Regions from separate parts of the Homo sapiens genome. Here region 2 is linked to region 1. A link is an interaction called in ENCODE POLR2A ChIA-PET data of the cell type or tissue named here. Cell type or tissue: A673. All regions are shown on one strand.

What was found. Peaks named below come from ENCODE experiments on the same cell type or tissue, not always from the same donor. Only the 100,000 strongest peaks of a DNase experiment are listed, where the experiment ranks them.
Region 2: POLR2A ChIA-PET joins it to region 1 with 13 read pairs; 1 of 35 experiments calls an interaction of 5 or more read pairs at or near these places.

Annotation. Positions count from the first base shown.
Region 1 is chr6:16,274,543-16,279,542 of GRCh38, reverse strand. GMPR (guanosine monophosphate reductase) reads right to left here. Exons shown (of 9, transcript NM_006877.4): 6 at 653-759. Among named protein-coding and RNA genes, the nearest start is that of GMPR, 38 kb to the right of the region's middle. RefSeq lists an enhancer at 1,931-2,225. In A673, a CTCF peak has its summit at 2,065 (motif pointing right); a DNase peak (open chromatin) is centred at 2,042.
Region 2 is chr6:18,200,998-18,205,997 of GRCh38, reverse strand. KDM1B (lysine demethylase 1B) reads right to left here. Exons shown (of 22, transcript NM_001364614.2): 14 at 4,341-4,512; 15 at 334-461. Among named protein-coding and RNA genes, the nearest start is that of KDM1B, 48 kb to the right of the region's middle. In A673, no CTCF peak of the experiment used is centred here; a DNase peak (open chromatin) is centred at 2,027.

The sequences.
Region 1 (5,000 bases):
GTCCCCCCAAAAACTCGCATGTTGCCATCCTAACCCCTAGCATCTCAGAATGTGACCTTATTTGGAAACAGGAACAATGGACACGTCATCAGTTAAGATGCGGACATCCTGGAGGAGGGTGGCCCCTGATCTGAAAGGACTAGTATCCTCAGGAAAAGGGGATGTTTGCACACAGAGACACACACACAGAGGACGCCACAAGCTAAGGAACCAGCAGAAGGTCACAGAGAGGCCTGCAACAGATCCTTCCCTGGGGCCCTGAGAGGGAGCATGCCCCCCCCAACACCCTGATGTTGGGCTTCTCGTCTCCAGAATGGTGAGACACTGAAATTGAAGCCCCCAGTCTGTGGGGCTTTATTACAACTGTTCTAGCAAGCTGTGGCCTGGCCTACCCTGTGCTCTGAAAGCTGCCTGCACATCCCTCATCAGATGGACCACCCACCTGCTTGTATGGCTTCTGCCTACTGGGCCTGCCACCCTCACTGTGGAATCCGTGGGCAGCAGGGCCTCTGTTTCTGCTGAATGTCAGCGCTGTGACCGCAGTGCCCAGCTCCCTCCCATGCCCACAGGATGCCCAGCCAGTGAAAGAAGAGCAGCGAGGGAGCAGGGGCCTCCCAAGACACCCCAGCCTCAGCCCCGGGTGGAGACTCACAGAGATGATGTGGCCCTTCAGGCCATGGGCAGAGTCGGCACACTCAATGACGGCACTCAGCTGGGGGTACCCCACTCCCGTCTTGGTGCGGGTGGTGCACACAGAACCTGCACAGAGAAAGAAGTTGTCCCCAAATAGATGGTTATACATGAGAAGACTGTGACATGAAATGCGTCCCCCTTACCTTTGCAGCCCTGCTTTAGGGACCAGGGTGAACCTCTGTGGCAGAGGAGATGTGGGGAACAGGCTGCCCCATCTGCACGATGGAGGTCACTGTAAACCACACCACCTGGTCATGCACCCCCTCCGGTCCTCATCACTGTCACTGGCTGATGTCCCAGACATCGCCTTCCCCTCTACCATGCACCTGTCACTGCCACTCCTCCCTGTGGCACTGGCTCCCATGCAATAGCCAGGCACTGACCTTTCCACACTTAAACACCCACTCCTTTCCACCTTTCTACAAATCTACACTCTGCTTTAAAGGACCTCTCAGAATCCTCCCACTGGCTCGTAGCTTCTTTACCTTCAACCTTTGTCAAATGACTCACCTCTCTTAAGCCTCACTGCCCGGCCTGTAAAATCCAAAGAGAAACACAACCTCCTGGGGTTGTGGCAGAGAACAAATGGCACAGGGAGGGATACCGCTTGGCCCAGGGCCTGGCCTGCAGCACGACACCCTCCATACCCTCACCTGCTCTCACTCAGCTCTGTGCTCCACAGGGCCCAGCTGTTTGTCCATCTCCCTCCTGGCTGCCCCACCTCAAGTCCCTTGCAGCCTAGCCCGAGGTTCACTTCCAGGCCAGGGCTCACACCAGCACCCTCCTGCCTGCCTGTCCCACGGTCAGCCCCAGTCCTGGTTGTTCTCCCAGTTAGGTCCAGGCCAAGTCGCACTCTGACCTCTTTATCATACCTCCCCTTATTCAAGCTTCCCGGTGCCGCCACAGCACCCCACTTTACCCAGATCAGCAGAATCAAGCTCCACCTGCTCCCCTCCCTCCCCACTGCTTCTCCAATGGGGCAAGTTTCTTCCCACCTTAGGGACTCTGTACACAATGTTCTCTCTCTTGGACACTCCCCTCTGTACCAGCCCGCCTAGCCAAACCCTTCTCATCTTTCCAGCTTCTTCTTAAATGTCACTGCCCCAGGGGAGTTGTTCATCACAGTTTCAAAAAGAGGCATTTCAATCAGGATCTGTGTGAGAATGTTAAGGGTCTGTCTTCTGTACTGGGTGGTCGGCTCCGTGGACATTCGCTGTTGTTATCAGGTGCTGAGAACAGAGCCTCATATACAATAAGGCACTATAAATAGTCACTGAAAGAATGTGTGGACTCAAGAATGAATGAGTCACCCACATCCCTGTCTCCACTGCCACTCACTCAGCCCCTCCCGGAGGTCTTGTGGTGTGCACGAGAGGGCGCTCTGGGGACAGGGTAAAGGTGGAAGTGAACTCCTCCCTCCCACCAGACCCGGGGGTGGGATGCTTTGAGGCGCAGCCTAATCTCCGGCTCCTGGCCGGCACCACCTTGTAGGATGCTAATTTCTGCCAGGGGTCTTTAGGGACAAGATCAGACAGAGAAGTATGTCTGTGTCCCCAGGCCTGGATTTAGCAGAGAAACCAGGAGAGACAGGGCAAGCCCCTCTCCTGCATCAGCTGTGGGGCAGAGTCCACAGAAGTCCTGTAGCTCCCTGTGTCCTGCTATGTGTCACTCACAGTCCTGGAGCCAAGAAGTCTCATTCCCACGAAGGCGCCTTCCCCCCGCCCTGCAACCAGACGTTGTGCACGGCAGAATAAAAGGTTTAACCCCCGGTTCAGCCTCAGCTTTTCTCCTCCTCTCCCATTGAATTGCTAGATCCGGGGGTGGGGGCCTCAGCTGCAGTAGGCCTGGGGTTCTGATAGTAGTGAGGGCTCTATAAAGGGTAGACCAATTGCCTTTCTTGGAAACAGCCAAGGAAGAAGCTTCAAATAACACACAGGCGGTTCTGATTAACACCTAGGTGAAAGAAGAAGTTGGTGCATACTTTCTCTTGACTAGAGGGGCAGGGAATCCGTTTCTGATGCTTTTTCCCAGTTCCCAGGAGTTGCTCAATAATGAATGAAATCTATCAATCAATAGACATCCAATAATGCTATCATTTAGATATGTAATATGCAATGTTTTTACCATAAAGAATGTGTGAGACTTAAATATGGTCTCCAAACAATTTAAAGAAGTAGCTCCCATGCATTGGGCTCAGAGAAAGCCCCTTATTCTCTTTAGTCACATCTGTCCTACACAGACAGCCAGAGGGGTGGGGAGATACAGTGAGAGCAGAAGGACAATACAGCTTCTGGGGAAATAGAATGCAGACACAGAGATGTGCAAGAAGAAAACAAGTGTAGTAAATGTTCGAGACCACATCTAGAAAAGCTTTGAGAGGGCCGGGTGTGGTGGCTCACACCTGGAATCCCAGCACGTTGGGAGGCCAAGGCGGGTGGATCACCTGAGGCCAGGAGTTCGAGACCAGCCTGGCCAACATGGTGAAACCCCGTCTCCACTAAAAGTACAAAAAATTAGCTGGGCATGGTGGTGCATGCCTGTAATCCCAGTTACTCAGGAGGCTGAGGCAGAAGAATCACTTGAACCTCTGAGGCGAAGGTTGCAGTGAGCTGAGATCACACCACTGCACTCCAGCCTGGGCAACAGAGCAAGACTGTCTCAAAAAAAATAAAGCTTTGAGAGCCAAGAAGCTTCTCACACACCTTCACATCCTGTACAGCACCCGCCCAACACAATGGTAGCCAGTGAACATTCAATACATATTTCCTTTTTTTTTTCTTGAGACAGGGTCTTGCTCTATCACCAAGACTGGAGTGCAGTAGTGCGATCTCAGCTTACTGCAACCTTCACCTCCCAGGATCAGCTGATCGTTCCACCCTAGCCTCCCAAGTAGCTGAGACTACAGGTGCATACCACTGTGCCTGACTACTTTTTAATTTTTATCTCCTATTTTTAGTAGAGACAGAGTTTCACCATGTTGCCCAGGCTGGTCTCAAACTCCTGGGCTCAAGCGATCCACCCACCTTGGCCTCCCAAAGTGCTGGGAGACCAGGCGTGAGCCACCACATCAGGCCCATATTTCTGATTAAACAGGTGACTAGTGAGTGTCCCTGCCTTTGGGACTAAAAAGAGTCTTCCTAATCTATTAGCCTATTTTGTTCTATTATCAGTCTGTCTATTACAGCCTGCCCTAAGAGGAGGCAGCCTGGAAAGGAAGAACGAGGCCTTATCCTTTCTTGCCTTTTCAATAATGGTAGATACTCAGTAAAGACCTCTTCCCATTTGCTCAGAATACATTATTAACTGGCTTAAATGAGTGGCAATATGAAAAACTTAACCTTGAAAATCTCCCTGTATGTTAAAAGCTTGGGTATTTTTACGAATCTACAGGGTTCTTCTTCCTAATATTCTCTTCATACACATCCAATTCCCTCAGGCTGATCACGGAGCCAAGTCACAGCTCAACAGCGTCTCCTGCGCCTCCCAGCTGTGCGTTTTCCCACAGATTCCTCTCATATTGGTTTAGGTTTGCTTCCTTTTTTGGTAGTGTCATTTGGGTATGAGATTCTTTTGAAAAATCTTTGCTGTTTTTCAGTCCCAAGTGAAAATGTGTATATTCTTTCTTGCTCCTCAATTTTAGTGTCTGGTTAATACTGGATGTGCACGGATGAATTTAAAACATGGCAGCTCATCTTCAAGCAGGGCAAAGAAGGAAAGCGAACAGTAACCCTGCCCCATGAGAAAATGGCGCCACCCATGACAAGGACAGAAGGCTCTACCTCGTTCTTCTGCTTAAGATGCCAATGGGTGGTCCTAAGAAAGCATGCCTGGGAGAAGAACATGGGCAAAATCTACATCTAATACGTATCAGGTGAGTAACCAAAGGTGATCATTACCTAGGCCATGGGTCAAGTTTGAATGTGGCCTCATCACTGCAAGCTTATTTGCAATGTTTGGGGTCCCTCAAACATTCACATAAACTGGAGTCATTCATGTTTATTAACTGTCTCTATGGATTCTTCACCTATCGCCTTCCTCTGCAAGGTGTATGGGGTCATTAGTGAAATCTACATTCTTCCACATTGGTTCTGAAACCAAGCCCTCATATTCTGACCACATCCATATATTCTAACCATAATTTAGAAAATCCCTGGGGGCATCAAAAAGCAGCTCAACAATACTTTTCATCAGGGGCTTCCCCGAGAAGCTCAATTATGCTTCCAGAAAAAGCATGCTTTAAATATCTGTGAATGAGTCATTCATGCATCCCCTCCAGTGATCTGCAGTCCCCGCAAGCCCCAGATCCC
Region 2 (5,000 bases), 1.9 Mb before region 1:
TATTTTATTTATTTATTTATTTTGAGACTCCAGGCTGGAGTGCAGTGGCGCGATCCCAGCTCACTACGACTTCCGCCTCCCAGGTTCAAGCGATTCCCCTGCCTCAGCCTCCCGAGTAGCTGGGACTACAGGTATGCGCCACCAGGCCTGGCTAATTTTTTGTATTTTAGTAGAGACAGGGTTTCACCATGTTGGCCAGGATGGTCTCGATCTCCTGACCTCATGATCTGCCCACCTCGGCCTCCCAAAGTGCTGGGATTACAGGCGTGAGCCACTGCGCCCGGCCTAAACCAAGTATTTTCAAAGCACACCTTTCACAAAACCCAAGCGCACCTGGTGAAGGTTGCTGCCACAGGCGTACTCCAGGTTACTGAGATGGAACTGAAGCACCTGTCCCTCCAGCTCACTGAATTGGATACCAGATTCCTTAATAAATGCCTTGTAGATTTCTTCTATCTTTTCTGTAATGGGAATGGATCAAAGCAGAAAAAAATAGCTTTAACAAGATTCTCCAATTCTTTCTCCTTTGCTTTCAACCTCTGTCACCCAGCAACACCCAAAACTTCCAAAGTCTTTTCCCAAGTAAAGTCAGAGGGGAAAAGATCTCTTGATAAGGTCCATTTCTCTCAGGAAGAGAAAGTTTATCTTTTTTTTTAATTTTATTATTATTATACTTTAAGTTTTAGGGTACATGTGCACAACCGGAAACAAAGCTATGTAAGTTCTATATCTTCAGAAACGTCTCAATTTCGCTTCGTTGAGAAGTGGTTTCCTCTTTTGCTCAAGATACAGAAAAACTGTCCCCACACATAGATGTACATGCACACACACAGAAGTTACCATTCTCTTTCTGGTCCTGCTGCCATCACCTTAAAGTCAATGCTTACAACATCTCACCTCAACTAAGAGACCTGTAACCTATTGGCTACAGTCTGTCCCAAACAAGAATATTCCATTATGGGCTTGTATCTTGTCAGCACTCCGCCTCCATATCTACAATTACTGGTTGCCTATGTAATAAATTCCCCAACCACAGCCAGGCAAAGCTAGCACATTTTAATCTTTCCAAAGGCAGCAGCTACGATCTGCCCACTCGCAGGCTCTGCTGTAATGCTTTGAATCTTTTTCCTGGTAAATTCCTACCCTGCAGGGTCTGCGACCTCCCACTCTCCCTCATGGGAATGCCTTCTCCCACCCAATCCCATCCATTCTTTATAGTCGGGCATCACCGGGCCGTGGCAAGCCCCCAGAATTTCTCCCTGTCATCAACTCCAGCCCTTACTTATCTGTCCCACTCAACCGGACCTTGTAACTATATGGACACAGCCCTGTGATATCATTTTTGTCTTACATTCCTTTATAGCAGGGCTGGAAGAGGGTTCTGGCTTGATGTCTGACTAATTCTAAGCATCTCAGTACAGGTTACTTCTTTACAACTGTTCCAGTGATGACAACCATCCAAAACATGTATCACAGACTCCACGTTTCTTTTTCTGGTGGTGTTTTCTTTTTCTTTTTTTTCCTGAGATAGGGTCTCACCATGTCACCCAGGCTGGAGTGCTGTGGTGCCATTCCGACTCACTGCAGCCTCAACTTCCGGGGCTCCAGCAATCGGCCTCCCAAGTAGCTGGGACTACAGGCGCCCGCCTCTATGCCCAGCTAATTTTTGAATTTTTAGTAGAGATGGGTTTCACCATGTTGCCCAGGCTGGTCTCAAACTCCTGAGCTCAAGAAATCTACCCACCTCAGCCTCCCGAAGTGCTGGGATTACAGGTGTAATCCCAAGTTTAACAGAGTGTCACACACTTCTCTGACTAGAAGCAGAACTGAGTATCAGTTACTTCAAATATTTTTTTTTTTAGAACAGCTCAAGGCTTTCATCAAAATGTTCAGTTCTTGCACTAGATTGTAACATGCGGATGCCCAAGAGGCCTCCAGATTTGTGCCTGTCTTTGTTGCTCCTAGACCCCTGGGCTTTGTGCCACTTTCTGTGACTTTTGTAGAAGTCCCATCCCCGCTTCCTGCTGTGCAGTTTCTACATTCCTGTTGGTTTTGTGGAGGCGGCGGGGAGAAAAACCAAGATTGCTAAGATAGTGTATAAACAGACTGAGAGAGGCCTCAATGTGATTTTTTTTTTTTTTTTTTGGAGACGGAGTTTCGCTTGTCATCAAGACTGAAGTGCAATGGCCTGATCTTGTCTCACTGCAACCTCTGCCTCCCAGGTTCAAGTGATTCTCCTGCCTCAGCATCCCAAATACCTGGGATTACAGGCATGCACCACCATGCTCGACTAATTTTTGTATTATTAGTAGAGACAGGGTTTCACCATGTTAGCCAGGCTGGTCTCGAACTCCTGAACTCAGGTGATCCACCCGCCTTGGCCTCCCAAAGTGCTGAGATTACAGGCGTTAGCCACCGCGCCCAGCACAGTGTGATTTTTATGTAAATAATATTTAAAACAGCTTTAGTGCACATGCTTTCTGAAATGAAATCTAGTCCCTTAGTATTTAGATTTGAGTTTCCCCAGCTTTGTGCTGGTAAGATGAGATCTCAGACAGCTAAGATACCAACAGGCAGGATATAACTATAGCCTTACACAGAGATGTGTGCACTACTATCAAAGCTTTTAAACAAGCTATTGATAAGATGAAATACCCACTTACACAGTAAGAATTGCTGAGCCTACCTTAACAACTTGGGTTTTTTATTTGTTTTGTTTGTGAGACAGTGTCTCACTATGTCACCCAAGCTGAGGTGCAGTGGCGAGATCACAGCTCACCACAGTCTCTAACTCCTGGACTTAAGCGATCCTCTCACCTCCTGAGTAGCTGGGACTACAGGCACACACCATCATGCCTGGCCTACAGCTTGTTCTAGGTAAGGGTAAGGCAAAGCATTATCATTAAACATTTTTATATGGTGACTCTGAAAGACATGTAATGAAAACTCCAGCCAGTGACTGCAACACAGGTACAAAACACTAACCAAGTCCTGAGAATATCCTGCACGTCAGCCTAATAACTGTTCTCAACTCCAGGAAATTTAACAACTTACGAATTAGTCTGGACACTACAACATTTGATTAAATGATCCCTGTTGACGAGAGTATATTTCTGAAAATGTTCTCTTGTAGTATATCAGTCAAAACTTACTAAGGACGATTACAGCATAGGTCTCCTAGAGGTGGTGGGTTGCCACAGGAGAGGGGAAGGGAAAAGAGAAAAAGAAGAGATACATAGTCCCTGCTACTAAGAAGTTTACCCCAAACAGAGATGAACTGTATATCAGCCTGAAGAATTGAGAGCTCTTGCAAAGAAACATACAGTTGAAGCAAATTAACACCTTGCAAACTGAGTTCCAATGTTCACACTACAAGAAACTCCAACATGCCTCCAAGAACTACAAGTGAATACATTCAGGTCACAAAATTGTAGGCCAAATAAATATCAATTTAAGAAGCAATACAGTAAAATTTAAGCTGGCACCCTCGTGAAAATGAGCCACTATGGATGGTCAAGTTTTCTAAATAGTTGTGGCTAATATTGCCCATTTAAGTACAAAAGCCAAAAGATTTTGAATTAAAATTCCTTTTTTTTTTGAAATAGGGTCTTGCTTCATTGCCCAGGCTGGAGTGCAGTGGTGGGATCATAGCTCACTGGAACCTTAACCTCCTCAGCTCAAAGCTATCCTTCCACCTCAGCCTCCCGAGTAGCTGGGACTACAGACACACACCACCATGCTTGCCCCCCGCCCTTTTTTTTTGTAGACACAAGGCTCACTATGTTGCCCAGGCTGGTCTTGAACTCCTGGACTCAAGTGATCTTCCCCGCTTGACCTCCCAAATGTTCGGATTACAGGTGTGAGCCACTGTGCCTAATGGGTTAAAATTCTTAAACTGTAATACTCTTGCATTCTTAAAATATACTGGAAAAAACCTTAACTCACTGCTCAACAAAAAGAAATCCTGGCACACACAAACCCTTACCTAGAAAAGACATTACAGGGTGATGATTTATCACACAGGGCTTACCACATGTTCCCATAAAAGTAAGCTACTCTGGGAAATTTAAAATTAAACACGTAGGTAATTTTGTAAAACACCAGCTATTGTGTAAAGTAAGGTCTGTGTGTGTGTGTGTACACAACACAAGCATCTAAGCCTCCCTACAAAAAGTTCTCCTCCCCTGAGAACTTGGAGAATCCATCAGTCCAAAAGAAATGCTCAGGAGGGCTACCCTGTTGCCGACATCCGACCTCGCAAATGAACAATGCCACTGCTGATGAAGCTTAGGTAACAACGAAACTGAGATGGAACAATCAGAACACCGTTCTCCCCATACCTCCTAAAGGGACATCTTGGAGCTGAGTCTTATCCTTTCTCCACTCAGAGACAACATCCAAGAGAGCATTAAAATGAAAATCCATGCGCTTGTCAATAGTGGGGTCAGTTATTCTTCCACCTTCCTGAATTAAGTCACATCTTTCTCCAAATTTATGCATGCTGATGCCAAGCTTCAAAATAATAAGAATAAGAAGGTGAAAATTTTCCCTGGAAAAAAATATTTACAGGTTCTAAGCTGAAAATCAGACAGAGCTCTCATGGAGAAAATGGTCTCATATCTCTCAAAAATAAAGCTAAATATGCTTCACGGGGAATGGCAGCAAAGTCAGGCAGTGAAAAAAAACAGCATGAAATCTACAAGATTTTATTTGATGAGAATGTGAGAGGGGCAGCAACAGCTCCTACGCCATGCCCATTGTAACTTTTTGGCTAATGTTTCAGATGCTAGACACTGCCTGTCCTTGCTCAAACATTCTGTCTCCTCTGTGGACCCTCATGTAAATGAACACACAAACACACAAACACTCATAGCAGAAGTTGAAATTGAATTGACCATCAATAAACATTTCAGAAAAAGTCTTGGGCCTACCAACTCTTCAAATAAACTCTCTATGACTGCCAGATTAAAGACAGGCTGCCTCCTTAAATATGATGTTCA